Linked DNA regions of Homo sapiens: region 1 is linked to region 2. The links are chromatin loops, found by intact Hi-C in ENCODE. Cell type or tissue: mammary epithelial cell. All regions are shown on one strand. Each heading gives the region's core, and the rest is flanking DNA. Links, peaks and the distances in the headings are about the cores only.

Region 1 (4,399 bases), core at 221-4,220, 91 kb before region 2:
GTTAGTTCTCACCCTGGGGCCTTTGCACATGCCACTTTCTGTCCAAGCTTGCAGACCAATATATGCTTTGGCACCAGCTCTCACAGAGCCTGCAGCACTTATGGCAAGGTGCATATGTTGTTTCCTGTCTGCCTTCCCAGTTAGACTTGAGGAGTGCTGTGAGGATGGGTATAGAAGAAACATCTGTTTTCCCAGGGCCCAGTCCAGAGCCCACCCCATAGTGGATGCTCAATAAGTACTTGCCAAGTGCTTCCTAGAAATATGTTAACTGTTTCTTTCTGATTATTAGATTTTCTTATTTGATCTTTTCTGGCAAAGTGGTTGCTTCTGTATTTTCTTAGAATTCCATTTGTGTCATAAGTGATCTCTTCCCTACTTCATAGCCTTTATACGTGCTGGATCTCTCAGGACCAACAATGCTGTAGCTCTTCAGGCTAAGCAGTGAAGATGAGTTTCAGGGATTGTGAGTGTTTTCCCAGACCTTCTACAGACATTTGCATATGCATAGGCAAGTGCCTTTTGGGCCCTCAATAAATATTTGTTGAGGGAAGGACAGGTGGATTGATAAATGGATGGGTGGACGGATGAATGGTTGGGTGGATGAATGGTTGGATGGATGGATGGATGGATGGATGGATGGATGGATGGAAGACAAATATACTGATGGATGGTGTGCTGAAGATGTTGACAACTTCTTTAGTCTGTTTATCTCTAAACTCCTTTCCCCTCTGTGAATAACTTGTCAGATCCCTTTTTTGCTAGAGACACTGTCAAGGAAAGCATTTCCTAATGCTTGTAACACTGCTAAAGCAAGAAGAATATTGGCAGAAACTTCTATTTTCAATGCAGTTTTTAGGAAGGTTAATTACTTTGTGTTTCTGAAGATGTAAATGTTCCTCAAGGAAGAAATCTCTGAATAAAACTCAATGACAAGATCTTTATAATGGACTTCTGGTTATTGCTATGTGCAATGCCCTACCTATAACTCGCATTTTAATTGATGTATCCTGAGCAAGATTTGAAACAGATCTCTTTCCCTCTCTTCTAATTTTAATGAGTCTTCTCTAGCAAGCACCTATATCACCAGAGAGATGCAGAGAACCTCAGCATACTCTGGATGGGCCTCCCTCTGCAATTTATGATGAAGTCTGACTTCAGAGTGAGTTCGCAGCCTCCTTCCTGCCTCTCCTCTGGTTTCCAGGGTAGCAGACTCTTGTCTCCCTTCAGACCTGGGCTCTCCCAGCTCAGTCCCACTTGGCATTTCTAACTGAGGTTATGGATACACATTGAGCCCAGAACTCATTGCTTTTTTGGAAAAGGCAAAATAAGAGAGGGGATTTTCCATATTCACATTTTTCCACAGAAATGTATTCATAAGCTTTAAACTTGCCCAAGCTCTGTTAATGTATGTGGTTGGCTCCTGTGCCAATTTTCATTGTGAATAAGATGCTAAATAAAAGGGTTCTTGTCTTTCCCCTTTCTCCTCCCCTCCCATAATTTCAACTTCATAAACCTATTTTGTAAGTGAATTAGGTCTTAGGAGAGAATCAGAAACGATGTTGTTCTTTTAGCCGCTTACAGTGTTTGCTTTAAACCCTTGATAGGAACGTGGGCTTGTGACAGCAGCGGCAGAGGTAAACAGATGACTTTATATATAATGCTTTTTACAAGGTGGTTCAGTTCGTTTCTAACCTTGGTCTCGGCGTCATGGAATGAGCCAGGGAAATTCCTCCCCTTAACCCTACCCTGCACGTCCTCCCTTCAAGGGCAAGAAAATGTCCATTTTGCCTTTGGTTTCACAGCTCTTTCTCCACAGTAGAGCTTGCATAATGCTATACCCCCCAATCCCAGGGAACCCCGGTAGTGTCACCAGGTATTTTTATTATTATCATTATTATTTTCATCAGGTGACTGTGAATGTTCACAATAAAAGTTGCAATTTTTATGAGCCATGAGCTGGCGTGTCCTGGCATGTCCTGGTTGTCAAGTTTCTGTGCATTTTGGTTCAAATGTTCCCTGCCTGTGTTTATTCCTGGTCAGACCACACCTCCTGGGACTGTCTTTGTGGCTTTTGCTCAGCTGCTGACTCAAGTTGCAGAAGACATGGGGAATAGTAGAGCAAGGTCTGCAAGATTCTGGCCTGAAGGAAAAGGCTCCATAGCTCTGCTTTTGAGCCATGGAAGCTGCCTGCCCCTCCCTTTTCCTGGAAGGTCCCATGACTAGTTTCCTAATACCAACTAGTCAAGAATATGTAGGGCTAAAGGGACATTAATATTAACATAAGTGATACAGTGAGGACCAGAAGCCTTGGATGTAAGGGAGAACACGTGAGCTTTCCGTCAGAGAAGACTAGGTTCAAATACCAGTCCTCCAAGGAAAGCCAGCTCCTTGCTGGGGACCTTGGGCTAGTGCTTAGTATCTGATTTCTTCATCTGGAAAATAGCTATAATAATGGAACCCATCTTAGAGGGTTGGTTAACATTATATGAAAAAATGAAAGTTCAATGCACAGTCTGTGATCTGATATAGGTCAGGATGCAATATTGTTAATACTATTAGCTACTATAAATATTATTGGTAAGTAATAATTTCCTATAATTAATATAATAAACAATATTGTATCAAAATTATCTAAATCATTAATACTGATAAGCAATAATTATTTACTGGTAATTATAGATATTAATATTACACATTGATTGATCTTGCAGAACCTCTTTTTCTTCATCTAGAAAGCAGAGATTAACATGGACATTGAAAAAAACCTCTGACTCTCTAGGGATTTTGTGAAGATGAATAAATGACTTTGAACAGTGCCTGGCCCTTTGCACAGTGCCTAGCCCTTCAGCCTGTAACAAGTGTTGCTGTTTTTAACGAGAGGTTAGTTGTCCTTCTCAGGCCCTCTGTAAAAGAATGTATTACTTTGCTTTTCAGCCAGTGTGACTGTCTCATTCCAGCACTTCTATTGCTGTCTATAAAAGATGACTGTGGCCAGGCACGGTGGCTCATGCCTGTAATCCCAGCACTTTGGGAGTCCAAGGCAGGAGGATCACTGAGGTCAGAAGTTCAAAACCAGACTGGCCAACATGGTGAAACCCCATCTGTACTAAAAATACAGAAAAATTAGCCAGGTGTGGTGGTAGGCACCAGTAATCCCAGCTACTGGGGAGGCTGAGACAGGAGAATCACTGAAACCCCAGAGGCGGAGGTTGCAGCGAACTGAGATTTTGCCACTGTACTCCAGCCTGGGTGGCATTGTGAGACTCCATCTCAAAAGAAAGAAAGAAAGAAAGAGAGAGAGAGGGAGGGAGGGAGGGAGGGAGGGAGGGAGGAAGGAAGGAAGGAAGGAAGGAAGGAAGGAAGGAAGGAAGTAAAGAAAAAAAGATGACTGCAAAGTGACTTTAGAGGCAGGTCATGGGCCTGGTGACACCCAGCCATGAGGCTGGATGGGGGGCCCAGTCTCCTGGAGAAGATGATCCCTCGGCCTTGTATATCTCAATCCAGGCCCAAGGTCATGGATTCTTCCTGGCAGGCTAGGCTGATGGACTTGGTTTATGAGCTGCAGTCTGTGCCTAAAGACACCTAGGAGGAAGAGCTTAGCTGCTGAATGTACCTGGGGGACCTTCCCCACCTATGTTGTCTGCCTCAGTTGCCTCTTCCTTGGGAAGAGGTGCAGACAGAAGGTGGCAGACTCTGGGATAGATCCAGTAGAGCTGTAAAAAACAGGCTGGCTTGTGTCACAGCTTGCCTGTCCCTTTAAGCCAGGGCTTCTGGCAGACGGACCTTTGACAGTCTGGTGAAGCCTATGGATTCCTTCCTGAGGATAGTTTTAAATCCATAAGATAAAATATGTGGGGTTTCAAGGGAAACCAACTACATACCAATTTTTTTTTTTTTTTGGAATTATACTACAGTAATGGATGTATTTCTCTAATAGTCAATTAGAATGATATGAGGTAGGTGCTAAAAATATAATAATTTTGAAGTAGTAATGAGTGAAAATGGTACCATAGGGCATCCCTAGGATATACAAATATTTGATTTCTTTTAGGGGCAAAGTCATGCAGCCTGCTAATGCTTCTGTGATTTGTGGTCTGTGTACATATTGAAAAGAAGTGAAACATTTCAGTTGAAGGTTAGAACAAATAAGGTGGAATTTTCTCTCCTGTCCAGGTTCACAGACCACATAATAAGGAGTCCCCACTTTGCTCAGCTGGTCTCCTAAGTCTCTGTGCCATGAGAGGTCGTGGCCCCAACTTCTCTTTGTCTTGTCATCTCATTTGCGTCACAGCCTCTTGCGTGCTCTTTGACCTTTATGCAGTACCCCTGCACCCATGATCCAGGTCGCATCAGGCCTGTTTGTGCACTCTCAGAGTTTAACGGAAGAACCCATCTTTCA
Region 2 (4,399 bases), core at 295-4,294:
CTCTTTCTTTGCCTCTGCACTGTTTGACTGGGGTTGCCATAATTCTGACATGGCCTGCTGGCTGGATTAAGATCTTCTGGCTTTCTGAGATGGTCTGCATCCTGTTTGCTACATCTGTATCCCTAAGCTCCTCATGTCAATGTTTCCAACCAAAATGTATTAACTTTGAACCCTTGGCTCCTGCACTCTACTTTGCTAAAAGGATGCTGGCCTTCCTTGACTTTGCATGGAGCCAATTTCCCTCCCCCTCCAAGAGCATCTACCTCATGGAAGGATATACAAGTTCCTTCCTCTGACAACAACCCCTCTTGCCAGGTGCTGTGCCTTGGAAACACAGTCATATTTAAGAATGGACATTGCCCCATCATTTGCACTAACTTAAGCTGACTGACTACTTGTGCACAGGACATACCAGAGTCAGAGCACTGGAATTATTATTTTATGTCTTTTCTTCTAGCTTAAAAAAGATATTTTTAAAAACTGGTTTCATAATGGACAGAAAGTATTACGTTATTGACCTGAAAATTAAAAAAAGCAAATGCTTATTAAGGCATGTTGGTCACTATGTGTTAGAGGACAGGAATTCCTGGTGATGCAATCGGCTTCATCCAGCAACTGAGTACAGAAAACCTTTTCATATGTGCTAAGCTGCAATGAAGCCTCCGTGCAAACAGTCAGCTCTGACTGTGGATCCCAGCTTCTCTGCTGAGGTTCAGATCCCTCAGGACAGCATTTCCTGATGGAGTCAGTCACTCAATTCTGTATCCAGGCACTCACATTGATGACACGCAAGCAAATAAAATGGTTTATGAGGAAAGATTGCTACCGAGTCTTGGTAGTCCTGAGGGTCAATAAAAATGTTACTTGAGGAAAAGAATCATCAGCGTAAAGATTAATTATCTGTTAAATCATGGTGGTGAGAGTAGCTTTTTCTATTGGGTGATGAATTTTTATGCGTGTTCTGACATGCATGAGTTTGACATATTACACAATTGGTACGACAAAAACAGAGAATGCACAGTGAGGAGCCCATATGAGGTGACTGTAAGAGGATCTGACTGCATCTGAGAGGCAATGCACTCTCTTGAGCAACTCAACTCCGATGTCCACTAAATGGAATTACTCCTAAGTGTATCACAACCATGGCCCAGTTATTTAATAAGAAAATCATACTTAATATGAATGTTTAACATCTTCAATATAGGCAAATGTTTTGTTTATAAAAGTCAGGTCAATAAAACAACACTACTCCTTTCTATTTTTTATCATAAATAATAAAGAATTGCTTGTGGAGTATCTAAGGTACAGTCAGGAAAACTGAAATTACTCTAGGTGTATCAAACAGAAGGAATTTAATAGAGGGACTTGACAGAAATATGGAGGAGCAAGGAACCCATAGAAGGGATGGTGAGGCAACCCACATGTTAATGACAGCAATTAACCTCTAAGGTTAGCAGGAGTAAATGGTGTTACCAGGGCCAGAATTTGGAAGCTACGGCCATGGTGAGGTCTTCTCAGTGGAAGTTTAAATCATAGAGGGGACAATCATTGCCAGGGATGTAATCTGAAGCACAGACAGAGGGGGAGAATTACCCTGGCTTCTTCCATCTCCCCCCTCCAGCCTTCCAACAGAGCCTCTGTTTGCCTAAATCTACAAGAAACCCAGGGAGAAAAGCAGCCTGAGAAATGCAGTTTCCAGAGCAGGATATGGGAATTATTACTAACTGGCAAATGACTAGGACACTGGTGTCTCAGAAGACAAGTATATTTGTACATTTGCCCTAGATAATTAACCTATCTCTTAAGTGTACTTTGATGAGTGAATTTTAGCTCCATTTTTATTATTCTGATTTAAAATGAATGAAGGAGAATCACAATCAGGCTGTGATGTGTTTGCCAATAATTTGCCCTATGAGATATCTAGTTAGGTCTCTCTGTACCCATATATCTTCAATTTTCCTTAAATGTTCTTTGCTGTCCACCTCCTTCCATTTTTTATTTTAGCCTTGGGATTATCCACTAAACAGGAACGATGATTTCATTCATTTTTATAACCTAATCCCTCAGAGGGTGAGACAAGCTGGAAGATGAGGGAGTACCTGTTGGTAACTATTTTAGACAGGTAAATTTAAATTTTATAAGTTCAAATATCTTACTCAGTACTAGGACGTGAGTAGGGAAATGTCTGGTTCAATGATATAAACACAGCAAACATTAGCCCAGAATGTAGTAGGAGAAATGCAAGGAAAAGAAGTATTTCAGAAGCATCCTGCTTTTTAAATGCTAGAATTTTCTTTGGTCTGAATTGCTGACGTCCATCACAGTTTTAGCAACCTTTTTACTTGCTGCCATGGGGATCTGTTCTCTGCAATCCAAAACGCAGAATGACTTGATTCTGAAACATATTGAGTGCAATCTGCTTCTAAACCTGCAAGGCATATCTAAAATAATGTGCATGTTTTATTGAACTGATACTGCCACAGTGTCTATTATTTGCCTACATTATTCTAAGGACTTGATAAATATTATCACATTTTACTTTTTCAAGCAATGGAAGGTACAGATATGAGGACAGGTCATGTGCACTGGTCTATCATGTCTCGTCATTTTGCAAATGAGGAAACTGGAACACAGAGACATTAAGTAATAGCCCTGCAGTTAAAAAGTTAGCAGTTGGTAGAGCCAGGATTTGAACCCAGGGGTTCTACTTCTAGAGTCTGTGTTCTTAACCACTATGCTATGCTATTGTCTTCGATATGGCAACCTCAGGTTAGTCAGACCTATTGCATGAAGGCTCACAGCTCTACTAGTGAGCATTCTAGCAAGCAAGGTGGAAGCTGCCTGGTCTTGCATGATTTGGCCTCAGAAGTCACCTAGTGTAACTTGCACTTTAATCTCTTGGTCAAAGCAGTGATGAGCCCACTCAAAACTAGGAGTGTGGGAAGAGTGTCAAAGCGTCAAAGAATTTGCAGCCATGCTTGAATCCATCACACTGGGCAAAATACCAGAAACAATAACCACAATATACGATACCCAGAATGGTGTGTTGGTTTTTATTTGCTGAAATGACCTTATGGTTTCCTATATTTGGTCCTCATTTATCTACAGCAGGAAATGGAAGGAAATAGAGTCTTTCCTTTAGGCAGTTCTCTGTTCCAACTGGTATTCTTCTAACGCCTCCCTTAACTCTGACAACCTTCTAAATGGCATCAGACAAGACTTCCACGGACTCAAGTTTCATTGATGTAGTTGTACCCAAACAGAAAATGTTCTGTTGCCTATATTCAAAACACATTGCTAAGCCAATTTTCTCTAAATTCTCCTGAATTTCCTCCCCTGGGAGGATTTTACAACTGCCAAGTTTGAATATTAAACCTTTAGGTACTTTTGAGTAATACTCAGCAGAGAGAAAAGAAAAAAAAATATTTTAATAAGGTGACGTTGGAGAGAGAGAGAGAGAAAGTGTGTGTGTGTGTGTGTGTGTGTGTGTGTGATTCTCAGAGAAAAATGTAGGTATTTCTGTTTTAACTTAACTGTAAACTACTGAACTAATTTAGCTTAATCTTTTGAATACAAGTTCAATTTATGAGGCCAGTGACTATCAAAAAATTTAAGCTGAAAAATAATGGGAAAACCACTCAACTCACCAAAATTCTGTTTTTCATTAAAATCTGAGTTTGTGACAAATGTGGCTTTGTAAAAAATAGCTCTGGTGAATGCTACTATTAATGTACTTGATGACATTTCTTTATGATGTTTTCCCAAGGGAGCAATTTGATTGGTATAGAGAAAAATTTCAAAAGAAGGTTTCCTTCTGTGTCATGATCTAAGACACGAATTTCACGTGCAGACAAACAAATATTGGAGTGATCAGGCTGGTTGGTCTGTCGGGTCTTTATAGCCAAGGTTAATTCTAATTACATGACTGGCTGCAAATTTGCCCTTTCCTCTCCCACCAATGCAGAAGCAGACAAAAGATGGCTATTGGAACACAACAGTTCACAGTAACATTCTCTGCCATAACCTCTAAATGTGCAGACAAAAATGTTAAAGGGGCTAGCAATTAAATTATTTTTATTAATTAAGGATGGGCCAGCATGAAATCAAATCACCCAATTAGTTCAGCAAGAACTTGAATAAACCCAGTCATCAGGAATATCCTACATGGAATATCTGAATGATGGACGGAGTTGAAGGAGTTGACTTAATTAGAAAGCTTTTTCAGCCTTCCTAGGGCAACGAAACTTCTTTTAAAGTCTACATGTGCAATAAAGTAAGCTTAATGTAGCTTGGACTTAAGCTTAGACAGCATAAGAAAAGGGTTCCAACCACCACTTCTGGGACCGGACCACCAAGATGTGATTCCCATTTCTACTCCTTGGAGCTGGATGGCTTTGGA

What was found. Peaks named below come from ENCODE experiments on the same cell type or tissue, not always from the same donor. Only the 100,000 strongest peaks of a DNase experiment are listed, where the experiment ranks them.
Region 1: a loop joins it to region 2, with 2.8 times the contacts of the local background. A loop is called at or near these places in 1 of 110 quality-filtered maps.

The regions. Positions count from the first base shown.
Region 1 is chr20:6,653,011-6,657,409 of GRCh38, forward strand. No RefSeq gene overlaps it. Among named protein-coding and RNA genes, the nearest start is that of LINC01713, 81 kb to the right of the region's middle. In mammary epithelial cell, for the core only: no CTCF peak of the experiment used is centred there; a DNase peak (open chromatin) is centred at 2,031; H3K27ac peaks cover 2,115 bases.
Region 2 is chr20:6,744,380-6,748,778 of GRCh38, forward strand. No RefSeq gene overlaps it. Among named protein-coding and RNA genes, the nearest start is that of LINC01713, 10 kb to the left of the region's middle. In mammary epithelial cell, for the core only: no CTCF peak of the experiment used is centred there; a DNase peak (open chromatin) is centred at 2,742.